Regions from separate parts of the Homo sapiens genome. Here region 2 is linked to region 1. Evidence: read pairs that join two places in POLR2A ChIA-PET (ENCODE). Cell type or tissue: Caco-2. All regions are shown on one strand. Links, peaks and the distances in the headings refer to the core of each region. The heading gives the core; the rest is flanking DNA. Region 1 has its middle 19 kb from the start of KPNA3. Region 2 has its middle 31 kb from the start of SPRYD7.

Region 1 (15,661 bases), core at 6,546-9,045:
TATTTTTAGTAGAGATGGGGTTTCGCCGTGTTGGCCAGGCTGGTCTCAAACTCCTAGCTTCAGGTGATCTGCCCGCCTCGGTCTCCCAAAATGAACAATACAGTTCTGGGCACACTGTTTCCCCCCTATTTCAAATTTCTATGTCCCTTATAATCAACATTGCCAATACATTAATAATCCTTAGTGAATGGCCAATAGAAATTTTCTAAAAGAAATTTTTCTTACCTAACTTGTATGAGTCTTTTAACTTTTAGGTCTATTTCCCTTTAAATCCTGCAGTTTAAATAACTTTGCTTTGGCCAGGTGCGGTGGCTCAGGCCTGTAATCCCAGCACGTTAAGAGGCCAAGGCGGGTGGATCATGAGGTCAGGAGTTCAAGACCAGCCTGGCGAAGATGGTGAAACCTTATCTATACTAAAAATACAAAAATTAGCTGGGCATGGTGGCAGGTGCCTGTAATCCCAGCTACTCGGGAGGCTGAGGCAGAGAATTGCTTAAACCCGGGAGGCGGAGGTTTCAGTGCACCAAGATCGTGCCACTGCACTCCAGCCTGGGCGACAGAGCGAGACTCTGTCTCAAAAAACAGAAAAGAAAAGTAACTTTGCTTTGGATAAAATGTGTTTTTTCCTCCAACTACACTTTCACATTTTCTCTCTTTGATACGCAGATGTTCTATCCATGAGATCATAGTAGCTTAAGCATTTATAGACAAGGCAGTGTGATGTCCTATAGTTATGCTCTCCAGTACAGCTGCCACTAGCTACATGTGGCTATTTAACTTTAAATTTAAATTAATGAAAATTAAATGTAACTAAAAATTAAGTTTCTAGGGCCAGCACAGTGGCTCATGCCTATAATCCCAGCATTTTGGGAGGCCTAAGCAGGGAATCTCTTGAGACCAGGAGTTTGAGACCAGCCTGGGCAATATTATGAGACCCCCGTCTCTACAAAAATTCTTTTAAAAATTTCTTTTAAATTTTTAAATTTAAGCCACTCCTAGCTACTCAGAAGGCTGAGGTGGGAGGATTGCTCGAGCCCAGGAGTTCAAGGCTGCAGTGAGCTATGATTGTGCCACTGCACTGCACCCTGGGCAACAGAGAGCAAGACCTGTCTCAAAAAAAAAAAAATTGAGTTTTTCTTCACACTAGTTTCATTTTATGTGCGCAATAGTCACCATATTGTGGGGACTGTATTGGTAACAGAGATATAGAACCTTATCACAGAAAATTCTGTGGCTACCCCAGAAAGAACACAACACACGTTTAGCAACAGACAGACCTTCATCTTTTCAATTTCCACCTTAATCTTTTACTAGACTTGTGACCATGGGAAGTTTCTTAAACTTTCAAAGTTTCAGATATTTAAACTATAAAATAGAAATACAGCTGGGTGCAGTGGCTCATGCCTGTAATCTCAGCACTTTGGGAGGCCAAGGCAGGTGGATCACCTGAGGTCAGGAGTTCGAGACCAGCCTGGCCAATATGGTGAAACCTCATCTCTACTAAAAATACAAAAAATTAGCCGGGCATGGTGGCAGGTGCCTGTGATCCCAGCTACTCAGGAGGCTGAGGCAGGAGAATCGCTTGAACACGGGAGGCAGCGGTTGCGGTAAGCCAAGATCACATCACTGCACTCCAGCCTGGGTGACAGAATGAGACTCTGTCTCAAAAAAAAAAAAAAAAAAGAAAGAAAAGAAAAGAAAAAAAAAGAAAAAGAAAAAAGAAAGAAACACAAACATACCTACACCTGTGTGGTGGTAGTCAGTAATGCCCAACACACTTTATTGCTTAATAAAACTATTATTATTAGTGCTTAGGGATCAAACATTCCCTTTTTGATCCAAAGTAAAAAAGCTTTTGAGGCCAGGTGTGGTGGCTCATGCCCGTAATCCCAGCACTTTGGGAGGCCGAGGCAGGCGGATCACCTGAGGTCGGGAGTTTGAGGCCAGCCTGGCCAACATGGTGAAACCCTGTCTCTACTTAAAATACAAAAATTAGCTGTGCGTGGTGGTGCACCCCTGTAGTCTCAGCTACTTGGGAGGCTGAGGCATGAGAATCGCTTGAACCTGGGAGGTGGAGGTTGCAGGGAGTGGAGCTCGTGCCATTGCACTCCAGCCTGGGCAACAGAGCGAGACTCCGTCTCTCCAAAAAAAAAAAGAAGCTTTTAAGATTCAAAGTAGATATCAATATTTTCTTCATACCTTGAGTACTCAATAAACCTTGCAGACTACCAAAAATTTAGATTAAAAATGTCATAGAATACTTACACGTTTTTGTTCCTTCTCTAGGAGAAAAACAACTTGAATTGCCGTGGAGAAACCTTAGACTCTGGTAGCTGTTTAAACTCATAAATTGTCCCAGAAGATTTCTAATTCCCAAACCATCAAACCGTCCCTCACATTTAATTCAGGAACACGTTCGGCAAATGTTTGTGTTTGTACACGAAGTCTCTCAGCGATCTAAGTTTGACTTGGAGAGCAATGAGGCAAAATTCCCATCTTCCTACCCCACTTTAACTTGGAGATAAAACCTACTCAAGTTATACATACCAGTACTTTCAAAAGCCCTTCAACTTATCTAAGCATCTCTCTAGCCCCACACTCTTCCCCTTTTCATCTCAATATGGAACTTTGTGTAAAAGCATCCAAAGCTGAAAGACAGAGCTGTGGATTATGTGCCTGCAGAGCTTAATCCCTGCCAATCTCACAGAGGGGCACCTTACAGTTAGGAATGTGTGCAACCAGAGCCAGGATAAGTTCAGACTCATCAAACGATTGTTTTATCAACCACAATTACACAATACAACTAAAACAAAAATAACCTTGAGAAGCAATGAGTAACCTACAACTCATCATGATATGAAGTTCAAATAATTGCTAATGCCACACTTGGACAGTCAAGTTTTTCAAGCTTCCCCCTGCTCCCCCTGCCCCCAAAAATAGACAAGATTATGCAATGAGAAGATAAAGGAGATAGAAGACAATGCTCCAGGGCCAGGCGTGGTGGCTCACACCTGTAATCCCAGCACTTAGGGAGGCAGAGGCAGTTGGATCACGAGGTCAGGAGTTCAAGACCAGCCTGGCCAAGATGGTGAAAGCCTGTCTCTACTAAAAATAAAAAAAAAATTAGCCAGGCATGGTGGTGGGCGCCTGTAATCCCAGCTAATTGGGAGGCTGAGACAGAGAATTGCTTGAACCCGGGAGGTAGAGGTTGCAGTGAGCTGAGATCGCACTACTGCACTCCAGCGTGGGCGGCAGAGTAAGACTCCATCTCAAAAAAAAAAAAAGAAAGAAAAAAAGAAATCAATGCTTCATCCTTATTATTCAAAGCTAGATTGCAAAATATACTAATCTAAGAAATCTTTAGTTTTTCTCCTCCCTATAGCTTTAGTTGAGCTTTATGTAGGGTTTCTTTCTTTTATACAAAGAAGCACAAATATCTCTCTTGGAAGACTACAGCTCAGTAACTGATGGGAACATGCAAGGGCAGGTGAAAACACACAGGACAACAATATAAGAATGTTTTCTGATGCACAATATGAGCAAATACGGTTCTAGTCACTCTCTTTCTGCTAAGCAAAAAATCTGACCCAAGCCAACCCCTGCTATCTAAAATGGTCATTTTTGAAAAATGTCTTTATTAGTAATCATTTGTTTTCTGTAGAAATGGGAATAATAATAGCTAGCATTCATTGAGCATTTAATATGTTTAAAGCACTATTTTAAGTAATTCGCATGTATTAACAACAGCCCTATGTGGTAGGTAGAGAATATCATCTTTCGTTTTACAGAGGAATACACCGAGGCATGGAGAGGTTAAACAATTTGCCCAGGGTCACCCAGCTAATAAGTATTAGAGCCAGAATCTGAGCTTGGGCAATCCGGCTCCATTTTACACTCTTGTCTCTGTTGGCAGTTGAAACAAAGATGCACTTACATGGACATTGATTCCTTGCTACACACAAACCTGCAACCATATGTCAAGACTAACATCTTATAGTTTATGGTTACTTGTAGAAACCAAATTAAATGAGGAACCCAAACATTTGATTGGAACCTATTACTGTCATCAAAACCCACTTCTCCTTGGTTTTCATAATTCCCAGTGGGAAGTGTATCTCAGCAATTTTGTCTGTCAGGAATTTTGAAAAGTCAAGAGGTGAGTCCTAGTGACATTACTTCAGCTCCAAATCATAGCACACCTGAAGTTGGAGCCATCCATGAATTTTTCTTCTTTTTAGTTATGTGGCTAAATAAATTCCCTTTTTAAAATGGCTGTTTGAGTTTCAACTGAAAGACTCATAACAGATACACCCCCTTCTCCAGCCACTGCCATCCCCACCCGCACAGTGAGTGTCTCACAGGTGGGACCATGACCTCAGCCGGTCTGTTTATTCAGAGTGAACCTCAGGGCTTTTGTAGACATGGCCAGAAAAGAAGCTCTCTTTCCATTGGACTTGAACCTGGAAAGACGTGAGCCTGGAAATACGGCATCATCTAAGGCTGCTGGAGTCTGCTGCACAGAGCTGGGGTAATAGCCCATCGAGGGTGAAAGTGGAGTTAAGAGAAGCAGGGACATTGAACCCTGCAGGCATCATTTGAGTCCTGAACTTTTTAGTGTCGGAAGCCACTCAACCTCCAGCTATCTATTCCTGCCTTACAAAGACCCTAAATGTAGTGGCTTAAAACAACAAAAATTTATGATGTCTCTCAGCTTGGCAATCTGAGTGATTGTCTGGATTTACTAGTCAGCTTTACCACAGTAACAAATGACTTCCTAAATCCCAGGGGCTTGTAACAACCCATGTTCCTCACTCTGCCGTTACACGTCTGCGATCACATCAGTGAAGGCTCTGATTCTGCTCCATGTGTTTTCACGTTCGGGGACCAAGGCTGCAGGAGGAGCCCCCATTCAAGCAAGACCTGTCATCCCCTTGGCAGAATGAAAAGAGCAAAATACCCGATGGCCCTTTAAAGCCTCAGTTCAAATACGGTGTATGTTATGTCCTTTGATACCCCATTGACCAAAGCAAATCCCTGACTTTGAGGACTCCCTGTAGCTGTCTGGGTAAATTAGGTTAGCACCCGAGGCCCTTTGTGAGAGTTTAAAATAAGGAGATATGCACATACAGAGAAAAAGAGAGACCGAGGCAAAGAAAGAGAATTTATGTGTATTTCTACATGCATGGTGTGTGTATGACTTTTTTTTTTTTTTTGAGATGGAGTTTCGCTCTTGTTGCCCAGGCTGGAGTGCAATGGCATGATCTCAGCTCACTGCAACCTCCACCTCTCGGGTTCAAGTGATTCTCCTGCCTCAGCCTTCCAAGTAGCTGGGCTTACAGGCGCCCATGACCACGCACAGCTAATTTTCTGTATTTTTAGTAGAGACGGGGTTTTACTATGTTGGCCAGGCTGGTCTCGAACTCCTGACCTCAGGTCCACCTGCCTCGGCCTCCCAAAGTGCTGGGATTACAGGCATGAGCCACTGCACCCGGCTGGTGTATAACGTTCTTAAGGCAACTTCATTTCTGTGTGGAAGGTTGAAGGTCAGTCCCAACCTGAGATATAGGACCAGTTCTTTTCTAGTCAGGGAGAATTCAGGAAGCCACGTTCCAAAACAGTAAGTCAGACTTCTGTTGAGCCTGCTCTGATTTCAGACCTTCGTTCTGCTAACAGGGATCCAGCCTTTGGCCCCATCTGTAGAGTCACAGCAGCTCTGCTGCTGCTCATCCGCTGGGGCTACTGCCAATTGCTGCTCAGTCCCTTGCTGTCTTCATAGAGCCTTGGTCACAAGCTTCTTCTCGAGGACAACTACAGGGTCTGCCCCAGGTACATCCCCACCCATGAGCATCTAGTTTCCACCTCCTTTCTGCCTACCAGTCAGGAGCTAAGATAATTCTGATAATATAGTAATAATAGCATCTGTCATTTATTGCATATAGTAATAATAGCATCTACCATTTATTGCATATAGTCTCAAATTCTTATGTATCCCAGAAGTGCAGCTATTTCCAGCTGGGCCTCTGTTTTCATTAGGCATCATTCTTAATATAGATCTCAACCCTTCTTCAAGTCCCCCAGAACAATCCATGAACACCAAAAGTGTTCACGAGCCATGTGTAATTGACTGAGGCTTCCCCAAAACAGTGGAGTAGAGATTTATAGGGCACACCCAACAGAAGCAGCTTTTCTCTAATTTCCTTTTCTGCTGTGCTACCATCAAGGCTCCTCCTTCTCCCCACATCTCGAAGCTTAGCCTTCTCAGTCGTATGCTGAATGCATACTGAAGTAACAGATAATGGAATATGTAACTACATAAAGCTTAAATAATAGGGTTTATTATCTCTGGGGGTATCATTTTCAGGCTTTGTTAATTCAGGGACCCAACAACATCATCAAGCACTCAACCCATGTGTTTTCTACTTCCCTCTGTGCCATCCCCAGCCTGTTGGTTTTCATCCTCAGAGTTTCCCTCATGGTCACAAGAAGGCTGCCACAGCTCCAGGAATTACGTCCACACATAACTATATCTAAAGATAGGAAGAGGACCATTATTCCTCCTCCCCACATCATAAAGGAAAAACTTTCACAGAAACATCTCAGAAGACTTACCTTTAAACTCCTCCACTGGGGTTGGGTTACATGCTCATGCCCTAATAATAAAAGTTATTCAGCTGAGACAGGAGAATCGCTTGAACCCAGGAGGTGGAGGTTGCAGTGAGCTGAGATTGCGCCACTGCATCCAGCCTGGGCGGCAGTGCATGACTCCTTCTCAAAAAAAAAAAGTTATTCAGGTTGAGTATCCCAAAATGCTTGGGACCAGAAGTGTTTCAGAATTCAGATTTTTTTCCCTCCCGATTTTGAAATATTTGCATTATACTTACCAGTTGAGCATCCCTAATCCAAAAACCCAAAACCTGAATGTTCTGATGAGCATTTCCTTTGAGCACCATGTTGACACTCAAAAAATGTTGGATTTTGAGGCATTTCGGATTTCAGATTTTGAGATTAAGGGATGTTCAACCTTTATTGACATTTTTAGCCTCTGGAGTTGGAAAGTGGATTCTGACAGCAAGGATGAAAGATGAGGAGAGAATGGCTGTTGGGAAGAAAACCACCAGACTCACCCACCCTGAGTAGCTTGGTGTCCTACTCACCTGTGTGCTCTGCAAAGTACAACGCCCAACTATGACTAGGCCATGCTCTTGAAGCCTGGGTAAGAGCCATCTAACATTACTCAGGAAGGCCTTTAGAGTCCGACCTCTGCCCCAACCCTAGCAAGGTTATTAAAGCCAGGGATATCAAAACTCCTTCCTTAGAGGAGTTTTACTCATCTTTATACCTTTACTGCTTCTCCACATGCACAGCAATTCTGCAGTCTGAGAATTATCTCATTTTTTCAGATATGGAAGCTGAGTAGCAGAGAATTTAAGTGACTCACTCAGAGTCAGATAACTACTAAATGGTAGATCAATATTTGAACCCAGGGCTCTCTGGTTCCAATGTCCTTGCTGTCACTGAAAGCAGAACAAAGACCCAAAAGAAAAAGCAAAGAAGACAGACTAGGCTTAAATTTTAGCAGAAGAGTAAATATCTTCTTGGTCCTTTAGTAACTTAAAACCATTACAAGTTTCTACAGAGGAATGTAATTTCTGTCCTTGGTTATCTGGAAAAGATAAAACAGAGCCGTGCTTTCAGTACTTGGCCGAGGACATGGGGGCATTTTAAAGTGTTGGAATGATTGAACACAAGCCATGCTGCTGAGTCCTGGACACCCAACACTTTAAATGAGGCCTGGGGAGACATTTACTGAGGATCTGGCCCCTGCCCCAAGAAAGGGGGTCCCAGGCCAAAAAGCTGAGTAAACAGATATTTTTGCCACAGTGTGGTAAGTGCTATTATGGAACTATGAACAGGTCTGTGAGAGTGTGGGTGGGGGAGAGGGGCGGGGAGGGTGGACGGTAGAAAAACCCCTGACTGAGGTCATCCCTGTGTTCCAGGACAGTGCAGTCACTCATTGCAAAACAGGGACCCTGAGTCATGAGGAAAGAGCTAAAGTAAATTCAGTAGACACCATTAAACAAGGCAGGGGATGGGAGATGTCTTGGAACGATTTCCTTCCAATATGGTTTACAGGAAAACATTTTAGCAATTCTGAATGTAAATTTCAGGGGTTTGTTTGTTTGTTTTTAAGCTTACTTTATGGAGCATTACACATGGCTTTATGAGGATTAGTTCTTACTTCATGTAATATAGTAAGTAATTTGCATACACTATCTCATTTAAAGCTTAAAATAATCCTGTGAAGTTGATAGTTCTATTTTCCCACTCAAAAAATTTTTTTTTTATTTTCGGTGTGGAGTGGTAACTCATGCCTATAATTCCAGCACTATGGGAGGCCGTCAAGGAAAGATCGCTTGAGTCCAGGAGTTTGAACCAACTTGGGCACCATAGTGAGACCCCATCCCTATAAAAAATACTAAATAAAAAATTAAATTTTTTTCAAAAATTTTAGTTGCTTCCCCCAACACAGTGCACACTATTTTAGGTACAGCAATTGATCAGAGAGGCAAGACAGCTTGTCCAGGGTCTGTCAGTTCTTCATTGGCAGAGTTGGAATCAGACCCTCCCTGTCATGAGGCCAAGGTGCCTTCTGAAAAATTCACTCCCAGCAAACACATGATTTCCTGGGAGAGGTGGTTATAGCTTAGTATACTGGATCCAGATAGAAAATAGGTGTTCTGTGCTCACAGTGGAAAAGCAACAAAAATGGTAATGAAGGTTGAATGATCATCAGTAGAAAGAAACTTTTTTTAAAAAATGGATAATGGACAATGCTCTATCCTCATATATTTCTGTAACAAAGAATTAAGGAATTCAAAGTTTTAAGGAGAAAAGTTTGTCACCCTGTATTTTCTATAGCTTGGGCAAATTGACAGACGTGCTACAAAATGGAAGCAGTTAAACAACATCCAATCCAGACCATTGCCACTCAGAGTTCCTCATCCCCTGGTTGCTTGTTAGAAATGCAGATTCTTGGGCCCCTTCCAGGCCTACTGAATCAATTGAACAGGAACCCCAGTTGATTTGCATGCACATTAAATCTGAGGGGCTTGCTGCTCTACATAGATACCTTTCTCTGCCATTGTTTCGTCCATTGCAGATAATGTCTTACGAGTCTATGAAAATCAAACACATGAGCAGGTCATGTTGTGAGCTGCAGAAGACAAATTTGACAACAAAGCAACATTTGCTATCTTTTTTAACTAAGTTTAATTTTAACTTAATCTAGTAACTTCTTTTGAATAGGTTTTTGGGAGGATTTGTGGTCCTACAAGAGGAGAGGGAAGATAATGGGGAAAAAGAAGTCAGCAGGAAGGAAAAGGAGGGTATTTTCCCCAATGGCGCAGACCAATCATATGACACCCTTAATGTGTTATCAAATTTCTACAGGGGTCAGATGTGAAGCCCATTACCTGACATGCCCGCTGGGTGGTCTGGACTTTGAACAATGGCTCCTCCCATCTGGAACCCTCTGCTATTTTGCAAACGTTTCAATGGCTCTGCTGAAAGCCAGGAAACAACAGCTGGTGAATAATCTCATTTTATATTAATAGAGCAGCACTGACCTATCCAGGTCCCTTAATACTTCACGAAACAGAACATCCTTTCTTTCCCAGGGCAAGGAAGGGAAGTCTCAGCCATACCACATTACAGCATGAGTAGGGGCCCTGAAGAAGAATGAACAGAAAGAGTTTTTTCTTGCAAACCCACCTCACTGGACTTTTTCAGATGAGGATTAAGTTAAGCTAAAGGAGATGGAAGAGAATATCTGCATTAAATCCCTGGACTTTACCTATGCAAAGAAATAACCAGAAAGTAAGAAGATTCTTGCCCCAGCCTTGCCTCTGTCTTCTGTATGTGCAGCTCTTTCTGTGAAATCAAGGTAGAGATGTCCAAGTTAAGTGACAATCTGAAAGATAAATATGGACTATTTTTAATACCAGGGCTAGCTGGTGGATTAATGTTAGTGGAGTCAAATAAAACAGAATGTGACAACACCACCAGTTAATGAGTGTTTGTGTCTGTGCCGGTAGCATTTTTAACGCTGTAGAGAATTGCAAAGGAATAAGGTATAATCTGTGATTTCAAGGAACTTCATTTTGCTGGAGGATTTCTTCAACACAAATGACTAGAAGCAAGGATGTAAAATATAAACTGAAAGATACATATCTTAGCCAATTATACCATCACTGACACATACAGAAAAGGAAGATTAAAATGTTTTGATTAAGCAACATTTCTAGAGATTCTGTCAAAACTTAAACAAACAAACAAAAAATCCTGGAAAACAGTAATCCTTTCTTTAACATTTACAAAAGTTCAATTGGGTATTCCTGCTCCAATTTTCTCAGTGTGGAATAGATGGAAAGTTGCTAGAAGGGAGTGGTTACATGCCACCAGAGTAAGCAAGCTGGACCAGGCATAGAAACTAGCTGATGAGAGGTAGGGAGAATGGCAGAAACTTCTTAAAACAGTAGTTCCTAACCTTTGCCTTTTGTCTGGGTCAAGGACTCTGTGATGGTTAATTTTATGTCTCACTTTGGCTAAGTGATAGTGCCCAGATGTATATGGTCAAACCTTATTGTGGACATTTCTGTGAGGGTGTTTTTGGGTGAGACTAACTTTTCAATTGGTGGACTCTGAGTATAGCAGATGGCCCTCCCTGATATGGGTGGGTCTCATTGACTCCACTGAGGGCCTGAAAAGAACAAAAGACTGACTCCCCCTGAGCAAGAGGGGATTCTCTGGCCTGACGACCTTCAGACCTTAACTGAAGCCTTGGCTCCTCCTGGTCTCCAGCCTGCCAGCCCACCCTGCAGGTTTGAGACTTGCCAGCCTCCACAGTCATGAGCCAATTCTTTAAAATAAATCTCTTTATAGACACATCCTATTAGTTCTGTTTCTCTGGAGAACACTGACTAACACAGACCCTTTTGTGAGTTTTTAGAAGGAATATTTATTGAATGTCTTCTATGTGCCTAATTATGGACTCTGATCCCAGAAAATTGCACATGAACACAAAATTTTACTTACGGTTTCCAGGGAATCACCAAACCCTTGAAGCACATCCATGGACTCCCTCCCTTCATTTAAAAACTCCTGGGCCTCCAGCCTTTTATATAAAGGAGACGTGGCTGAATATTTCCCCATCCAAATATTCCTGCTCTGAAAGCAGTTACCACCTGGTGGGTGAAGTAAGGAGTCTACCTGCCCACAGCTACAAAAGGACCAGGAAGGCGTCCGGCCACATAACTCTCTCTCCCTCACCTCTCTGGGAGGCCAGGAATTTCTACGTTAGCATCAGCACTCTGGGGTGGACGTTTGTTCACTTAACTAGAATAAGGCATTGTTACTACCCATGGTATGGCTGAGCCTAGCTGGTTGTTCTTAAGCTTAAACATCAGCACTGCCTTCCTTGACATTCTCCTTATCTCCTCGTCCTTGCTGATGGACTGTGAGTGAAGGTGATGTGTGTCACCTCCAGTCAGAGGCCATGCAGATGGGGATGCCTTTCATGACCTTTCCCCGCTTTCACCAGACTCAGTGAAGGACTTCTCTGAGGTATTGACAGAGGCCTCAGATGGCCAAGGGGCCAGATCCTCTTTCTCCTGCACTCCACACTGGATTGTGACACAAGCAAAAGATCATCCTTTATTTATGTTACTTATGTTAAATGACTGAGATCTGGACCTTGTTTGTTAGCTTATCCTGACTAATGCATACAGGAATTTTACCATTATGAGAAAGACAGTAAAAATATTAGACAAATACCAACTTAAAAATTCTAATATGATCTAGGCTGGGTGCAGTGGCTCACGCCTGTAATCCCAGGACTTTGGGAGGCCAAGGCGGGTGGATCACGAGGTCAGGAGTTCGAGACCAGCCTGGCCAACATGCTGAAAGCCCGTTTCTACTAAAAATACAAAAAATTAGCCGGGCATGGTAGCACGCACCTGTACTCCCAGCTAATCGGGAGGCTAAGGCAGGAGAATCACTTGAACCCAGGAGGCGGAGGTTGCAGTGAGCCAAGATCGCACCACTGCACTCCAGCCTGGGTGACAGAGCAAGACTCTGTCTCAAAAAAAAAAAAAAGATTCTAATATGACCTAAGCCATTATTACCCATTGACCTTAGCAGAGACTAAAGCCTGGGTCCTGAGGAAGTAGCTATGTTTAGGACTAAGAACTCCAAACTCAGAGACCGCAGGAGAAGACTAGGCTTCTGCTGGAGGCAGTCATGCTGCACAAGTCCAGGAGGCTCCATTCACCCAGATTCTGTAGTTCCCTGGAGTTGTACAGTGCACTGCCTGCACAACTGTACAAAGTAGCCCTGCTACTGGTAGTGGCAAAGCAGCACAAAAGAGGCAGGAAGAAATAAAAGAGAGAGAGGAAGGGTGACATGGGAGCCTGCTATGCCTCTCTCATGACCTCATCACCCAGTCAAGTGCTGGCCCTGCTCATTGCTGAGATACCTGAAAAGTCCACCCACACCTCAGCTAATCAGATTCTAGGACCAGCCTTGGTTTGGGGGCCTTTTTGTCTATGAAAAGAAGCATATCTCCCCTGAACTAGTTCTTGAGGGTCTACCTTAAATTATTGGTTACTAAAGGAAAAATAGTACAAAGGGTAACCTGTATGTTGGCCCTGCAGTTAGAAAATAGGGATTATTATTCCCATTTGTCACAGAAAACCTTTCTTTCTTCTTTCTTTCTTTTTTTCTTTCTTTCCTTCCTTCCTTCCTTCTTCCATTCCTTTCCTTTCCTTTCCTTTCCTTTCCTTTCCTTTCCTTTCCTTTCCTTTCCTTCTCTCTTTCTTTCTTTCTTTCTTTTTTTTGACAGAGTCTGGCCTTGTCGCCCAGGCTGAAGTGCAGTGGTGCGATCTTGGCTCACTGCAACCTCCACCTCCCGGGTTCAAGAGATTCTCTTGCCTCAGCCTCCCGAATAGCTGGGATTACAGGTGCCTGCCACCACACTCGGCTAATTTTTTTTTTTTTTTTGTATTTTTGGTAGAGACGGGGTTAAATCATGTTGCCCAGGCTAATCTCGAACTCCTGAGCTTAAGTGATCCGCCCACCTCAGCCTCCCAAAGTGCTGGGATTACAGGCGTGAGCCACCATGCCCAGCCACCCTCACACCCACTTTTAAAACACTTTATATTATAGAACACTTCAAAGATATACAAAATAGGTAAAATAATGTAATGGACCATCATTAGGCTTCAACAATTATCAACGTGTGGAAATTCCATTTCATCTATTTCTCTCTAACCCTTATTCTCTCCCCTATTTTCTACCACTTTTCTGGATTATTTTGAGATGCATCCCAGACTTCATATCATTTCATTCATACATATTTTAGTATGTAGCTCCAAAAAAAAAAGGATTCTGTTTTTTTAAAAAGCATAACCATGACGTCCTTATCACACCTAAGAAACTTCGTTAATATTGACAAATATTCAGAGTTCAAATGTCTCCAATTTTCTCATAATTTTTTTCTACAATTTGTTTAAATTAGTATTCAAACATGATTCACACCTGCAGTTGGCTAATATGTCTACTGGCTCTCTTTTCAGTAACAAGCTGCCCTGTCTTCTTTTCTTTTCTTTTCTTTTTTTTCTTCCAATTTATTTGTTGGAGAAACTGGGCCATTTGTCCTGTTGAGTTTCCCACATTCTGAATTTTGCTGATTGCATCCCTGTGGTGTCATTCCACCTGTTTCCCTAAGCCCTGTATTTCCTGAAAAGTGTCTGCTAGATCTACAGCCTTGAACAATTCCAGCTTGATATTTTGACAAGGTTATTTCATAGGTGGTGTTGCGAGCTTTTGCATCTCATCAGGGGCACATGTCTGCTTCCCTCCCATTTTTGTAATGTTAAGATTAATTAGAGGATTCGGGTATTGCCAGCTTAGTCCATCCATTAGAGAGTTCCCCATCAGCATTTCCCCTAATAGTTTTAACAGCCATTGATGACCAGTGCTTGGATACATTATTTCTATGATTGCAAAATTATGGTATTCTAATTCTATCATTCCTCCTTCATCTATTAGCTGAAATGCTTCTAAAAGAAGACCTTTCCCTCAACAACAATTTAGTTACCCTGAAATACAGTTCATATACAAAAGACAAATGCTCAATTCTTTCCCTTTTTAAATCAGTTTTCAGAGTAATGAGTTGGTTCCCTAGCAACCCGTAAAGGTGACCTATGAGAATTTTTTTTCTGGTATAATTATAAACTCATGGATTTTAACATATTTGATGTATTTCAATCCAGTGTGGATGCTTGAATTATTCCATCTTTGAACAGTGAGTTTCTTTCTATTGGTTCCTAACCTAAGCATTTAGGACACAACCAAGTCATCTCTGAAAGCTTCGTTACTTTCCAGCATGTCAAAATGTCTATTTCTTTTCTTTTCTTTCTTTTTGAGAGAGAGAGACAGAGAGTCTCCCTCTGTCATCCAGGCTGGAGTGCAGTGACACAATCTCAGCTCACTGCAACCTCCGCCTCCTGGGCAGAAGCAATCCTCCTGCCTTAGCCTCCCAAGTAGCTGGGACTATAGGCACTTACCACCATGCCCAGCTAATTTTTGCAGTTCTTTTTTTTTTTTTTTTGAGACGGAGTCTCCCTCTGTTGCCCAGGCTGGAGTGCAGTGGTGCAGTCTCGGCTCACTGCAAGCTTGGGCTCACTGCAAGCTCCGCCTCCCAGTTTCACACCATTCTCCTGCCTCAGCCTCCCGAGTAGCTGGGACTACAGGCGCCCACCACCATGACCGGCTAATTTTTTTGTATTTTTAGTAGAAACGGGGTTTCACGGTGTTAGCCAGGATGGTCTCAATCTCCTGACCTCGTGATCCGCCCGCCTCGGCCTCCCAGTGCAGTTCTTTTTTTGTAGAGACAGGGTTTCGCCACGTTTCCCAGGCCGGTCTCAAACTCTGGGGCTCAAGCAATCCGCCTACCTTAGCCTCCCAGTGTTTTGATTATGGGCGTGAGCCACCAGGCCCGGCCCAAAATGTCCGTTTCTTGCCTCAGCTCTGGAATCAGTGATTATCCAAGGACGCCCTGGTTCCCTTTAGTGACAAATTGGATTTAGAAACCACAGTCACAGAGCTGGCCACCTCCCTACCTAGGAGCCCTCTCCCTCAGGTCCCTCACATCTTCATTTGATCCTACTTTTTTTCCCCAATCCTTGACTGTCCCAGCTTTTCCACAAGGGAACAAAAGATTAATAGCTAAAGGAAACTCATGATATAGTCATGTGTCACCTAATAACAGAGATGTGTTCTGAGATATGCATCATTAGGAGTTTTCGTCATTGTATGAACCCCGTCATGTTCTCACACAAACCTAGATTGTACAGCATGCTGCATGCCTAGGCTAATGCTATAACCTATCCCTCCTAGGTCACAAACCTGTACAGCATATTACTGTACTGAATATTGTAGGCAATTGTAGCACAATCGTACGTGTATGTCTATCTAAACATATCTAAATATAGAAAAGGTGGCTGGGTGCAGTGGCTCATGCCTGTAATCCCAGCACTTTGGGAGGCCGAGACGGGCGGATCACAAGGTCAAGAAATCAAGACCAGCCTGGCCAACATGGTGA
Region 2 (15,661 bases), core at 10,823-13,322, 98 kb after region 1:
TTCACTCAGAGGGGCCAGATTTGGTGCCAGACCTCTAGTGAGGAGGCCACTAGAGTAACCTGGGGGAGAAATGGGTGGCTCAGCCACTAGAACCAACTAAGAAGACCACAATTATTAAAATTTTAATTATTTATTTAGAAACAGGGTCTTGCTATGTTGCCTGTGCTGGAGTGCGGTGGCTATTCACAGGCATGATCATAGCTCACTAAGCCTCAAACTCCTGGGTTCAAGCCATCCTCCAGCCTCAGCCTCTCAAGTAGCTGGGACCACAGGTGCATGCCACTATGCCTGGCTTAAAAGACCACAACGTTTTAGAGCTATCTTCTAGTGGTACATCTGCAGTTTTACCTTTAGTAACAGTGCCACATTCTTCTTCATTCTAGACCACTGCATTCTGAGCCATCAGTATAAACATTTATTTCCCTGAATGAGATGAAGCCAAAGACCTACTGCCTTAATAATGGACAGACAGTGGAACAGAGCATGAAATAGCTGTTTGTCCTGAAAAGGGTTTTTTTTTTTTTTAGGAAACAGCAGAGACTGTAAAGATGCTGAAGCCTCTGTCCCTCTTCCCTGGAGACCAACAACCTTCATTTCCAGTCTCAGTTCCTGTGCTGTTCACACGGATGGTCCAGTGATGATCTGGTTCCCATCCATCCAGCCTATGAATCAGGGAGGAAAATGAACAGTGGTACTGATTGAGGGAAGCTTTCTTGAGGTTTTCTGTTTCCTTATGAAGTATCTGGATGACAAGCTTCCCTTCAATGCATTCTCAGGGGCTTGGTCTTTACCCAGAGCAGAGGCTGAGAAAATTATTAAGATTTCTGAAGCAGTCTGTCCCACCCTAACACATCACAAATGCGAGCATTTGAAGAACAAGAGCCACATGCAGTTATTTATTTATTTATTTATTTATTTATTTATTTATTTACTTACTTATGACAGAGCCTGGCTATGTTGCCCAGGCTAGAGTGCAGTGATGCAATCTTACCTCATCTCTGCCTCTGGGGCTCAAGTTATCCTCTCACTTCAGCCTCCGGAGTAGCTGGTACTACAGGTGCACACCACAATGCTCGACTAATTTTTTGTAGAGACAAGGTTTTTCCCTGTTGCCCAGGCTGGACTCAAACCTCTGGGCTGAAGCAATCCTCCCGCCTTGGCCTCCCAGAGTCGGGGGATTACAGGCTTCTGCACCCAGCCGCCTTCTCTTTTTGTTAATAAACTCTTTGCTGTGCACAGCTGAGAGTGGGGACTCAATAAATGTCAACAGAGGATTGTGTTTTTACAGACAGATGGACGTGGAAGAATCCAGAAACACTGGTGTTACTATGGTTTATTTAGTTTGCTGGATTCCAACACCAAATGAGAGAGGTATTCTATTGTAGAAAAACAGAAATCCTATTGGATATAAATTTAATGAAAATCTCGAGAACTATTCAGAAACAACCAAATAAAACCATACTTAAGAGTATGTGGGCTAGGTGTGGTGGCTCACACCTGTAATCCCAGCATGTTGGAGGCCGAGGCAGGTGGATCACCTGAGGTTGGGAGTTGGAGACCAGCCTGACGAACATGGAGAAACCTCGTCTCTAAAAATACAAAATTAGCCGGGCGTGGTGACCCATACCTGTATTCCCAGCTACTCTGGAGGCTGAGGCAGGAGAATCACTTGAACCCTGGAGGAGGAGGTTGCAGTGAGCCAAGATTGCACATTGCACTCCAGCCTGGGTAACAAGAGCAAAACTCCATCTCAAAAAAAAAAAAAAAAGATTATATGAAGTTTAAAACTTCATACCTTTAAGTAAGATTATAATGTTCTTATAACATATTAGCCAGCTGAAGCGGCTCACACCTATATCCCAACACTTTGGAAGGCTGAGGCAGGAGGATCGCTTGAGCCCAGGAGTTGGAGAATAGACTGAGCAGCAACATAGGGAGACACACACTCTATAATCTTTTTTTTTTTTTTTTGAGATGGACTTTCACTCTTGTTGCCCAGGCTGGAGTGCAACGGCGTGATCTCGGCTCACCGCAAACTCCACCCCCGGATTCAAGTGATTCTCCAGCCTCACACTCACAAGTAGCTGGGATTACAGGTGCCCGCCACAATGCCTGGCTTTTTGTATTTTTGTATGTTTTTTTTTTTTTTGAGACAGAGTCTGGCTCTGTCACCCAAGCTAGAGTGCAGTGGCATGAGCTTGGCTCACTGCAACCTCCGCCTCCTGGGTTCAAGCGATGCTTCTGCCTCGGCCTCTTGAGTAGCTGGGATTACAGGCATGCGCCACCACACCCAGCTAACTTTTTAGTAGAGACGGGGTTTCACCATGTTGATCAGGCTGGTCTTGAACTCCTGACCTCGAGATCCACTCCCCTCGGCCTCCCAAAGCGCTGGAATTACAGGCGTGGGCCAATGCGCCCAGCCCACATTTTGTATTTTTAGTAGAGACAGGGTTTCACCATGTTGGCCCGGCTGGTCTCGAACTCCTGACCTCAATTGATCCACACCACTTGGCCTCCCAAAGGGCTGGGATTGCAGGCGTGAGCTAACATGTACCAACTACAAAATTGTTTTTTTTACTTGTTAGGTGTGGTGGTGAGCCCCTCCTGTGCATACACCCTGTGATATATTATTCGTAATATCTAAAAGATTTTACTCCTAATATCACAGTGGGTGTATACCAGTGATATTATTCATAATATCTAAGGGAGATGATACTACTCCTAATATCACAGTGGGTGTACACCCTGTGATATTATTCATAATATCTAAAAGAAGATATTACTCCTATTATCACTGTGGGTGTACACTCTGTGATATGATTCATAATATCTAAAAGAAGATATTGCTCCTAATACCACGGTGAGTGTACACACTGCGATACTATTTGTAATATCTAAAAGAAGATATTATTTGTAATACCTAGAAGAAGACATTGCTTTTAATACCACGGTAGGTGTACACCCTGTGATACTATTTGTAATATCTAAAAGATATTATTTATAATACCTAGAAGTAGACATTACTCCTAATATCACAGTGGGTGTATACTCTGTGATATTATTCATAGTAGCTAAGGGAGCTATTACTCCTAATTTCACAGTGGCTGTACACCCTGTGATATTTTTTATAATATACAAGGGAAATATTACTCTAGCATCACAGTGGGTGTACACCCTACGATGTACACCCTATGATGTTTCTTTTTTTTTTTTTTTTTTGAGACTGAGTCTCACTCTGTCACCCAGGCTGGTGTGCAGTGGTGTGATCTCAGCTCACTGCAATCTCCGCCTCCCAGGTTCATGCCATTCTCCTGCCTCAGCCTCCCGAGTAGCTGGGACTACAGGTGCCTGCCACCACGCCTGGCTAATTTTTTTGTATTTTTAGTAGAGACAGGGTTTCACCGTGTTAGCTAGGATGGTCTCAATCTCCCAACTTCGTGATCCGCCTGCCTTGGCCCCCCAAAGTGCTGGGATTAAGGTGTGAGCCACTGTGCCCGGCCTAAGTGTGATATTTCTTTTAATGTCACAGTGGGTGGACAGTCTGTGATATTATTCGTAATATCTAAGGGAGATACAACTTCTAATGTCACAGTGGGTGTACACCCTGTGATATTATTCGCAATATCCAAGGGAGATATTACTCCTAATGTCATAGTAGGTGTACACCCTTTAATATTTTTAGGAATATTCAAGTTAGATATTATTCGTAATGTCACAGTGGGTGTACACCCTGTGATATTATTCATAATATCCAAGGGAGATATTAGGACTAATATCACAGTGGTTGTACACCCTGTGATATTTTCAAAATATCCAAGGGAGATGTTACTCCTAATATCACAGTGCATTTATACCCTGTGATCTTATTCTTAATATCCAAGATTGATATTACTCCTAATATCACAGTGTGGGTACACCCAGTGATATTATTCATAATATCCAAGGGGGATATTACTGCTAATATCACAGTGGGTGTACACCCTGTGATATTATTGCTAATATCTATGGGAGATATTACTCCTTTTATCACAGTGTGTGTGTATACCCTGTGTGTACATCCTGTGATATTATTCGTAATACCTAAAAGATATTGCTAAAAGCACTCCTTGTGGTTTGCGCATGTTGAGATGAAAATGAGATGGAGGTCATGATCTTTTTAAGGGTGGAAAAGCATGAACACAAAGTATCATTTCATAAAGCCAATTGCAGCATCTCTGTCCATGGGGCTTCAGGGGAAGAGATGAAACCTTTGTTGAGATTCTACCATGTGGGTCAGGCAGGGACACAGAGTTATTTATGGGACAGCCCTTGTCTTAGTTGGTGAGAGGAGGAAAAAGGAGCAAAAACCTGAAAGGGGATGTGCAGGGCCAGGATGCGAGTGGGGGTCGCATTCCAGTAATAGCTAAGTCTGGGCAAGGGGGAGGACCAGGCTGTGAGATGGTGGTGGATGGAGGGGTACAAGGGGAATGGCTCTGAAGGATGTATTGGTAGATGTAAAAGAAGGTGTCCAGGGGTCTGGCCTTGCTGGAGGACTTCGGGGGATGGTAGCAGCAGCATAAATAACATAGAAGCATCAAATAGGAGACTAAGACTTCAAAAGTCAATCAAGAAGTACAGAGGGGAAAGTGCAATTTAGGGCTAGATCATGGAATGAGGAGATGGGCCAAATGCTGGGGATGGGGGGATATCATTGTAGAAAGGGCTGAGATGGCTTTGGAGGGAGTTCCCCTAACCCAAAGGTTCTCTAAAGAAAGTGGGAGTGATTTAAAATACACTTGAAGGAAACTATAAAACTGCCTGAGAAATAAAAGAAGACCCAAGATTTCAAAAAATCCTGGGTCAGATGTGGTGGCTCACCTCTGTATCCTAGCACTTTGGGAGGCTGAGGAGGGACGATCGCTTGAGCCCAGGAGTTCGAGACCAACCTGGGCAACAGAGTAAGACCCCTCCTCCCTGTGAAAAAATACAAAAATGTGTCTGGGCGTGGTGGCAACTGCCTGTGGTCCCAGCTACTCAGGAGGCTGAAGTGGGAGAATCACCTGAGCCTGGGAGGTTGAGGCTGCAGTGAGCTGAGATTGTGCCACTGCACTCCAGCCTGGGTGACAAAGTGAGAACCTGTCTCAAAAAAGATAACAGAAGATTGGGTGCGGTGGTGTGTGCCTGTAGTTCCAGCTACTTGGGAAGAGAGCTGAGTGGGGAGAATTGCTTGAGCCCAAGAGTTCATGGCTGTAGTGTGCTATGATGGTGCCTATGAATAGCCTACTGCACTCCAGCCTGGGCAACATAGTGAGACCTCCATCTATACAGAATAAAAGATAGGAGAAGGGTAGGCCTAGAAATGCCGCATAGTGGAACAGTTAATAAGAGTCTCTGTTGGAGGCCACCTGGGTTTGAATTTTTATTCTGCCACTTCTGCCATCTGAACTGGGACAGTTTCTCCATCTATAAAATGGGGGTGATTGTTCCCATCTTATAAAGTCATTTGAATATTAAATGAGCCAATGTGTGTGAGGTTCTTAAAACAACGTCTGGCATGTAGTTAATGCTCAATTTTATTTTCTTTTGTGGTCTCTTTGAAATGCAGAAGCAAGTTACAGTATTATGCCTATAACTAACATTCAGTTATTTTCCTTCCTACATTCATTAGATAAGTATTTGACAAAGTGTTGCACAGCCCCTTGTTCTAAGAAAAAGAGTTCTTGGATTATGTGTTGTGGTGATGTTGCACGTATACACTCTCTCTTGGTTAGCAGACTGGCTTTTGGAAGTCCCACAGTAAATACAGGTAACTGTTGACCTCCTGAGCTAGTGTTCTATAAAACACACTTTGAGGAAACACTGTGTTGTATAAATCTAGATCAGAGAAAAGGTTAAACGACAGATCATCTCAAAATCTCAAATAGGTCTCTTTTTTTTTCTTTTTTAAGAGTCCTCGTCTCACTGTCATCCAGGCTGGAGTGCAGTGGTGTCATGACCACAGCTCACTGCATGCAGCCTCTAACTCCTAGGGTCAAGCGACCCTCCTGCCTCAGCCTTCTGAGTAGCTAGGACTATAGGCATCCAACATCATGCCCAAGTACTTTTTTGTAAATTTTTTTTTTTTGAGACACAGTCTCGCTCTGTCGCCCAGGCTGGAGTGCAGTGGCGCCATCTCAGCTCACTGCAAGATCTGCCTCCTGGGTTCACGCCATTCTCCTGCCTCAGCCTCCTGAGTAGCTGGGACTACAGGCGCCCACCACCACGCCAGGCTAATTTTTTTGTATTTTTTAGAAGAGACGGGGTTTCACCGTGTTAGCCAGGATGGTCTTGATCTCCTGACCTCGTGATCCGCCCGCCTCCGCCTCCCAAAGTGTTGGGATTACAGGCCTGAGCCACTGCGCCCGGCCAATTTTTTGTACATTTTTTAAGAGATGGGATTTCGCTATGTTGCCCAGGCTGGTCTCAAACTCCTGGCCTCAAGTGATCCTCCTGCCTCAATCTTCAGAGTTGCTGGGATTAACAGGTGTGAGCCATCATGCCTGGCTCTATTCAAATGGGCCATATTTTTATAGCCATTAAAATAGATTCAAGTAAAACATTAGTATTTGGAGATTAGATGTATTGTTTATTTCAAGACACATCTATCAACTGAATTAGTAGTTATTTTGAACAATCAACATTTAATGATGATTGCAGCAATTACTCAAATAATTAAAGCAAAAGTAGAATTTTCGCAATAATTACTGAAGCAACTGTGCTTGACTAGAGCTGCCTTTTGTGGGCTTTAAGTCTTTATGGTTCCCTTTTTTTTTTTTTTTTTTTTTTCTGAGACAGAGTCTTGCTGGAGTGCAGTGGTGCAATCTCGGCTCACTGCAACCTCCACCTCCCGGGTTCAAGCGATGCCCCTGCCTCAGCCTCCAGAGCAGGCTGGGACTACAGGCGTGCACCACCACGCCTGACTAATTTTTTGTATTTTTTAGTAGAGGTGGGGTTTCACGATGTTGGCCAGGATGGTCTCAATCTCCTGACCTTGTGATCCACCCAACTCGGCCTCCCAAAGTACTGGAATTACAGGCGTGAGCCACCACGCCCGGCTGTAACAAGCCTTTTCTAAATATCAATTTAGTTGGAGAAATAGTTTAGGAAAAAATTCAAGAGTGCCAACTACAAAAGATAGATGTAGTAAACTTCATTAGTTTCAAGAATTGTGAATATTAAGAGCCTTGGTGTGGCCGGGCGCGGTGGCTGACACCTGTAATCCCAGCGCTTTGGGAGGCTGAGGCAGGTGGATCGCAAGGTCAGGAGATTGAGACCATCCTGGCTAACATGGTGAAACCCTGTGTCTACTAAAAATACAAAAATTTAGCCGGGTGTGGTGGCGGGCGCCTGTAGTCCCAGCTACTCGGGAGGCTGAGGCAGGAGAATGGCATGAACCCGGGAGGCGGGGCTTGCAGTGAGCCGAGATTGTGCCACTGCACTCCAGCCTGGGCGACTGATCAAGACTCTGTCTCAAAAAAAAAAAAAAACAAAAACAAACAAACAAACAAAACCCAGAGCCTTGGTGTATGTAGTCCAATCTAATTACAGGAATAGAACACAAACACAAAAAAAACAAATGTTTTCTCACTATCTGCCCTTAGGGCCACACCTCCTTGTCTCCATGTAACCAGGGATGATGGTGGGTGAATAATTAACTGCTGTTTATTGGTGCTAATGAAGAACAGTCACATAAATAATACAGGCTCTTAGACTCCAGGTCAGTATTCCCATCCTGGTCACCCCAGTGCCAGGTACCAGACAAATAGGGACACAACCACTATGTCCCAGAGCCTGAGAAATTATTTAAGCAAGTGAATCCTAAATTGGCTTACCTTGTCTTGCCTGTGGAAACCACAACAAAGACTCGTGGCCATGCTTTCTCCTCGCCTCTCTGCCTCTTGATGGATCCCAGCGCTTGCTCGTGGCATTGCATGGTGTGGCATGCCCCAGCTCTTGGAAACTGTGAGTTACAAACTACTTTTTCAAGGGCAGTCATCTCCTGATCTGTTAGCTTCACCATATGCTATAGCTTGAATGTGATCCCCACAGTTCATGTGCTGGAAACTTGATCCTTTGTGGTAGTGTTGGGAGTTGGAGCCTAATGGGAGGTGTTTGGGTCATGCGGGCATGGCCCTCATAAACAGATTAATGCTGTTACCTTGGGAGTGGATTTGCCCCATCTTGCTTTCTCTTTTCCCTTTCACCATGTGATGATGCTTTCCACCATGGGATGACACAGCAAGAAGGCCCTCAGCAAATGCTGGCATCTTTATCTTGGACTTCCCAGCCTCCAGACATGTGAGATACAAACTTCCATATATTATATATTACCTCATCTGTGGTATTGTGTTCTAGCAGCCCAAAATGGACTAAGACATGATACCTGAATAAGAATAAACCCTACATTTTTAAAAACAGCCTGTTAGAACAATTCAAGGGACCGGAAGTTTGCATTATGTTGCAAGGCAACAGTTTCAGCAGTGAACTGATGGCAAAGTTCTTTACCATCTTAAGCTGAAAATGGCTTCCCGGTACATTTCAATAATTCTCAGCCTCCAGGGCAATAGAGAATGAATCTATTCATGTTTTTCAAGCAATGAACTATCAGATATCTGAATACATAACGGTCTTTCCTCAGATACCTTTACAAGAAGCACACACATCAATCTATGGATTTCTTTGAACATTTTTTCCACTCTTATTCCTATAATAATTAGCATTTTGCAAGTCATTTTGACTTCAGTTACCCAGTGAATTGAGTGTTTTCTTCCAACATTCTCAGGTTTTTCAAAGATTATTTATTCATTCATTCATAGATCAATTAAGCAGACCCTCAGCAGTCACATAGCCTTCACTGGTTTATCAGTGTCTTTTTTTTTTTTTTTTTTTTTTTTTTGTGAGACAGAGTTTCGCTCTGTCAGCCCAGACTGGAGTGTAGTGGCACCATCTCGGCTCACTGCAAGCTCCGCCTCCTGGGTTCACACCATTCTCCTGCCTCAGCCTCTCGAGTAGCTGGGACTACAGGCACCCGCCCCCACGCCCGGCTAATTTTTTTGTATTTTTAGTAGAGATGGGGTTTCACCGTGTTAGCCAGGATGGTCTCGATCTCCTGACCTCGTGATCCACCTGCCTTGGCCTCCCAAAGTGCTGGGATTACAGGCGTGAGCCACCGTGCCCGGCCATCAGTGTCTTTCTTAAAATGTGGTGTATGCCAGGCTCGGAGACTCACACATGTAATCCCAGCACTTTGGGAGGCCAAGGTGGGTGGATCACTTGAGGCCGGGAGTTTGAGTCCAGTCTGGCCAACATGGTGAAACCCCGCCTCTACTAAAAATACAAAAAAATAAAATTAGCTGGGTATGGTGGTGCATGCCTGTAATCCCAGCTACTCCGGATGCTGAGGCAGGAGTATTGCTTGAACCTGGGAGGTGGTGTTTGCAGTGAACCGAGATCAAACCACTGCACTCCAGCCTGGGAGACAGAGTGAGACTCCATCTGAAAAAAATAAAAACATTAAAACGTGGATTTACTATTACTGGCTTACCACACAGGGCTTCACTGGCACTATTCCCTTCCCGATCTAGAGACTGGGTATATTCTATTGCTTGGCATGCCATTGACAAACATGTCTGGGTCCTTCCTTCTAAATAAATCACCATGAAACAGATTGTATCCTATAACTAAGCAATTATACAGTTGCTTTTTTTTTTTTTTTTGAGACGGAGTTTTGCTCTTGTTGCCCAGGCTGGAGTCCAATGATGCAATCTTGTCTCACCGCAATCTCCCCCTTTCAGGTTCAAGCGATTCTCCTGCCTCAGCCTCCCGAGTAGCTGGGATTACAGGCGTGTGCCACCACGCCTGGCTAATTTTGTATTTTTAGTAGAGACAGGGTTTCTCCATGTTGGTCAAGCTGATCTCGAACTCCCGACCTCAGGTGATTTGCCTGTCTCGGCCTCCCAAAGTGGCTGGCTTACAGGCGTGAGCCACAGCGCATGGCCACTACCGTAGCTTTTTGAATTTTTAGTTATGGATGTAAAATTCACCATCGTTAAGTATACAGGCCTCATTACAGCATGCTTCTTTCCTTTTACTTAAAAAAAGTTTTAAAACTCAAGAACCCCCAAATTTTTTTTTTGTCCTGCTCTGTTGCCTAGGCTGGAGTGCAGGGGTGCCATCATGGCTTAGTGCAGTTTTGACCACCAGGGTTCAAGTGACTCTTCCACCTCAGCCTCCCGAGTAGCTGGAACTACAGATGTGTTCCACCATGCCCAGCTAATTAAAAAACATTTTTTTTTTTTTTTGTAGAGACAGGGTGCAGCGATGTTGCCCAGGCTGGTCTTGAACTCCTGGGCTCCTGCCTCGGCCTCCCAAAGTGCTGGGTTTACAGGTGTGAGCTAATACATGTTAACTGTAGAAAAATGATCAGATAAATATGAAAGAGCTAGTTCTCTGTATTCTTATTCCCAAGATATAATATTTTGGTATACATTACTTCATACGTTTTCCTCTGCGTAAAGCTCTAGTTTTTTTAATGGATAAAATTACACATACAAATGTTTTAACAACTTGCTTTTCTCAATTATTAATATATATTGGATAGTCTAGAGCCATACTTAAGAATGAATTACAATTATCAGCAGAGTTCCTTGAGGGCAGGGACTATCTTTTTTTTTTTTGAGGCAGAGTCTTGGTCTGTCGCCCAGGCTGTTGTGCAGTGGTGCAATCTTGGCTCACTGCATGACTCACTGCAAGCTCCACCTCCCAGGTTCACACCATTCTCCTGCCTCAGCCTCCTGAGTAGCTGGGACTACAGGCACATGCCACCATGCCTGGCTAAATTTTTTTTTGGTTTTTTTTTTTTTGTATTTTTAGTAGAGATGGGATTTCACTGTGTTCGCCAGGATGGTCTTGATCTTCTGACCTCGTGATCCTCCCGCCTCGGCCTCCCAAAGTGCTGCGATTACAGGCGTGAGCCACCGTGCCCAGCCTTAGGGCAGGGACTATCTTAAGTACAGTCATGTACCACTTGGTGTTTCAGTCAACAATGGACTGCATATATGACAAATATCCCATAAGATTATAGTGGAGCTGAAAAATTCCTGTTGCCTAGTGATATCAGAGTCATCATGACATCTTAGTGTAACATGTTACTCATGTTTGTGGCGATGCTGGTATAAACAAACCTACTGCACTGCCAGTCATATAAAAGTATAAACACACAGTTATGTATAGTACATAATACTTGATAATGATAGTACATAATTATGTTACTGATTTATGTATATACTCTATTATTCTTTTTTTAAGACGGGGTCTTGCTTTATCGCCCAGGCTGGAATCAAGTGGCGCTATCTCGGCTCACTGCAACCCCTGCCTCCCGGTTCAAGTGATTCTTCTGCATCAGTCTCCTGAGTAGCTGGGATTATAGGTGCGTGCCACCAGGCCCGACTAATTTTTGTATTTTTAGTAGAGATGTGGTTTCAGCATATTGGCCAGACTGGTCTTGAAATCCTGACCTCAAGTGATGTGCCTGCCTCGGCCTCCCAAAGTGCTGGGATGACAGGCGTGAGCCACTGCACCCAGCCTGTTTTATTCCAAAAAAAATTTAAGCCATTCAAATTTAGCAGTGGGGGGTTGTATACGAACTTTAGTGACACTAAATGTTAATAAGTTCTGATAACCCACTACCATTGGACCAACCTGTACTATAATTTTTTGTCATTAGAGTGTACTCCTACTTACATATATATAAAAAGTTAATTGTAAAACAGCATCAGGCAGGTCCTTCAGGAGGTGTCCAAAAGAGGGCGTTGTTACTATAGGCGGCGACAGCTCCATGCCTGTTATCGCCCCTGAAGACCTTCCAGTGGGACAAGATGTGGAGGTGGAAGGCAGTGATATTGATGATCCTGACCCTTTGTAGGCCTAGGCTAATGTGTGTGTTTATGTCTTGGTTTTTAATAAAAAAGTATTAAAGAGTAAAAAATAAAAAAATTAAAAGAAGCTTATAAAATAAGGATATAAAGAAAATATTTTTGTACAGCTATACAATGTGTTTGTGTTGTAAATGAAGCGTTAATACAAAAGAATAAAAACGTTAAAAAAGTTTAAACTTTTTTTTTTTTTTTTTTTTTTGAGAGTGAGTCTCTCTCTGTTGCCAGGCTGGAGTGCAGTGGCGCGATCTCAGCTCACTGCAACCTCTGCCTTCCAGGTTCAAGCAATTCTTCTGCCTCAACCTCCTGAGTAGCTGGGACTACAGGTGCCTGCCACCATGCTCGGCTAATTTTTTTGTATTTTTAGTAGAGACGGGGTTTCACCATGTTGGCCAGGATGGTCTCGATCTCTTGACCTCGTGATCCGCCCGCCTCGGCCTCCCAAAGTGCTGGGACTACAGGCGTGAGCCACCACACCTGGCCCCAGTTTAAATGTTTATAAAGTAAAAAAGTTAGAGTAAGCTAAGGTTAATTTATTATTGAAGAAAAAATTTTAATTAATTAGTCCAGCTTAAGTGTGCAGTGCTTATAAAGACTGTAGTAGTGTACAGCAATGTCCTAGATCTTCACATTCACTCCCCACTTACTCACTGACTCACCCAGAGCAATTTCCAGTCTTGCAAGCTCCATTTATTTATGGTAAGTACTCTATACAAGCATATATTTTAAAAAATCTTTTATACTATATTTTTACTGTATCTTTTCTATGTTTGGATACACAAATACTTGTGGTTGTGTTTCAGTTGTGCACAGCAGGCCATACAGTGACGTGCTGCACAGGTTTGTAGACCAGGAGCAATGGGTTATGCCACATAGCTTAGGTGTGTAGGAGGCTGTAGGTGTGTAGGTGTGTACCATCTAGGTTTGTGTAAGTTCACTCTATGATGTTCCTACAATGAAGAAATTGCCTAACGTGCATTTCTCGGAAACTATCCTCATCATTAAGCAACATAACTGTATTTATGAAACACAACACATAGGTGATTCAATTGTTAAATGACTGTATTATAATGATTCCTCCGAGACTACAGGTCACACATTTCAACCAATAATGGGACAACTTTTCCTTTAAATTTCTGTAGAACTCTTAAGATGGATGGTGTGATTCATTTAAATCACTGATTACATCTAACATTATTCTGTGTTCATATTCACTATTTACTTTAATAATTTGGTCCCAAATATTTTAAAAGAGCAAGTTAGAAGACAGTCTCATATCTGACACAGTAAATGGAAGAATACTAGTTAATTGATTCTACTATTGTTTCCACTCATCCATATGAACAGCCCAGTCCGCTCCCAACAGTGTCTCCCTGCCAGGTTGCATTAATAATGCAAATTAATATAAGTAGTAGTTGATTATATTCCATTTACGAGTACTATGCTTGGTTATGCCTGCATATAGAAAAATTCCAGTTTGGATTACAGATTCTTTTCTCACAACTCTTTCAGTGTTATTGTATTATCTAAAATAAATTATTGATTTAATGTCTCTTACCACGTTCAAGATTTCACTTACATCTCCAGCTATGCTTTTGGTCACTATCTAGACTTACATTAAGTAAACATAAAGTAAAAAGATGTGAGCAAAACACCATGCATTTGTCTTTGTTAATGATTTAGAAAAGCCTTAATTCAAATTATAATTTTATACCATTTTTAACCCATAATAGTTTGTAATCCAAGTTACAACATAGCCCAGTAATTTTGCCTGATGAGCCAAAGGCAGTTAAAAACCAAATTCTTTTTCTGGTTTTTAATATGTAAACTGATTGTTCATAAAATTTTCATCGTTTCACATATTTAACCTATCTCCCAAAGTTTAAATCACTAAAATAACATGGAAAATATATCATTGATTAATTTTCAGTCTGAGTATGAAAAACTACCCTAGTATGGACAAATGGACTTTTGCAATAAGCAGAATCAAGACAGTGAACAATGCCTCGTTGAGCCAGGAAAAAATGCAAGTCTTTGCATGTTAAAATACAAGAATGTTTTATGTCCTATCTACATTTATATTTATCTATCATTATATATTTAAGGTATGGGTATTATACTGTATTAGTATCATTCTATTGGCTTAACAAAAGGTTTTATTTAAAAAGTTCTCTTAGTCAATGTATTTTTTTTTTTTTTTTTTTGAGACAGAGTCTTGCTCTGTCGTCCAGGCTGGAGTGCAGTGGCGCCATCTTGGCTCACTGCAAGCTCCGCCTCCCAGGTTCACGCCATTCTTCTGCCTCAGCCTCCCAAGTAGCTGGGACTACAGGCGCCCGCCACCACGCCCAGCTATTTTTTTTGTATTTTTTTAGTAGAGACGGGGTTTCACCATGTTAGCCAGATGGTCTCGATCTCATGACCTCATGATCCGCCCGCCTCGGCCTCCCAAAGTGCTGGGATTACAGGTGTGAGCCACCACGCCCGGCCCAATGTACTTTTTAAAATAGACTTTATTTATTTATTGAGATGGAGTCTCACTCTGTCACCCAGGCTGGAGTGCAGTGGCACAATCTCAGCTCACTGCAATCTGTGCCTCTCGGTTTCAAGTGATTCTCGTGCCTCAGCCTCCCGAGCAGCTGGGATACAGGTGCCTGCCACCTCTCCTGGCTAATTTTTGTATTTTTTAGTAGAGATGGGGTTTTGCTATGTTGGCCAGGCTGGTCTCAAACTCCTGACCTCAGGTGATCCACCCGCCTCGGCCTCCCAAAGTGTTGGGATTACAGGCGTGAGCCACCACTTCCGGTCAACTTAGTTTTTTAGAACAGTTTGTATTTATAGAAAAAGAGAAGACAGCATTGAGTTCCCATATATAAACTCTCCTAGTTTCTCCTGTTAACATCTTACGTTAGTATGGTTCATTTGTTACAATTCATGAATGATATAATGATACATTATTAACTAAAGTTCATGGTTTATTCAGATTTCCTTAGTTTTCACCTAATGTTCTTCTGCTCCAGCATCCTATCCAGTTACCACATTACACTTGTCATGTCCTCTTAAGCTCCTCCTGGGTGTGGCAGTTTCCCTGACTTTCCATGTTTTGGTGACCCTGAAAGTTTTGAGTAGCATCATTAAGTGTTTCATAGGATGCCCCTCTGAATTTGTCTGATTTCTCATGATTAGACTAAGGTTATGGGTTGTGGAAGGACGGCCAGCTCAATGTAATTTTCTTAAGATAAATTTGATATGTATGGAGATAAAAACACACCTAGATTTCACCAAACTGTTGTCATGGACATAAACTTCAGTATCATTTTTAGTACTATGTCTCTGTTGTATAATTAGAGGCAGAAAAGAATATGATTTTTCAAAAGGTTGGCTTAAAAAAAAATGAGAGGTAGAGGCCGGGCACAGTGGCTCATGCTTGTAATCCCAGCACTCTGGGGGGCCGAGGCTGGCGGATCACGAAGTCAAGAGATCGAGACCATTCTGGCCAACATGGTGAAACCCCGTCTCTACTAAAAGTGTGAAAATTAGCCAGGCGTGTTGGCGTGCGCCTGTAGTCCCAGCTACTTGGGAGGCTGAGGCAGAAGAATTGCTTGAACCCGGGAGGTGGAGGTTGCAGTGAGCTGAGATTGTGCCATTACACTCCAGCCTGGTGATAGAGCGAGACTGTCTCAAAATAAAATAAAATTAAATTAAATTTTAAA

The links. Peaks named below come from ENCODE experiments on the same cell type or tissue, not always from the same donor. Only the 100,000 strongest peaks of a DNase experiment are listed, where the experiment ranks them.
Region 2: POLR2A ChIA-PET joins it to region 1 with 8 read pairs; 3 of 35 experiments call an interaction of 5 or more read pairs at or near these places.

The regions. Positions count from the first base shown.
Region 1 is chr13:49,803,436-49,819,096 of GRCh38, forward strand. No RefSeq gene overlaps it. Among named protein-coding and RNA genes, the nearest start is that of KPNA3, 19 kb to the left of the region's middle. RefSeq lists an enhancer at 8,652-9,153. In Caco-2, for the core only: no CTCF peak of the experiment used is centred there; DNase peaks (open chromatin) are centred at 7,236 and 7,876.
Region 2 is chr13:49,897,012-49,912,672 of GRCh38, forward strand. It overlaps the pseudogene RNY4P9. Among named protein-coding and RNA genes, the nearest start is that of SPRYD7, 31 kb to the right of the region's middle. In Caco-2, for the core only: no CTCF peak of the experiment used is centred there; no DNase peak of the experiment used is centred there.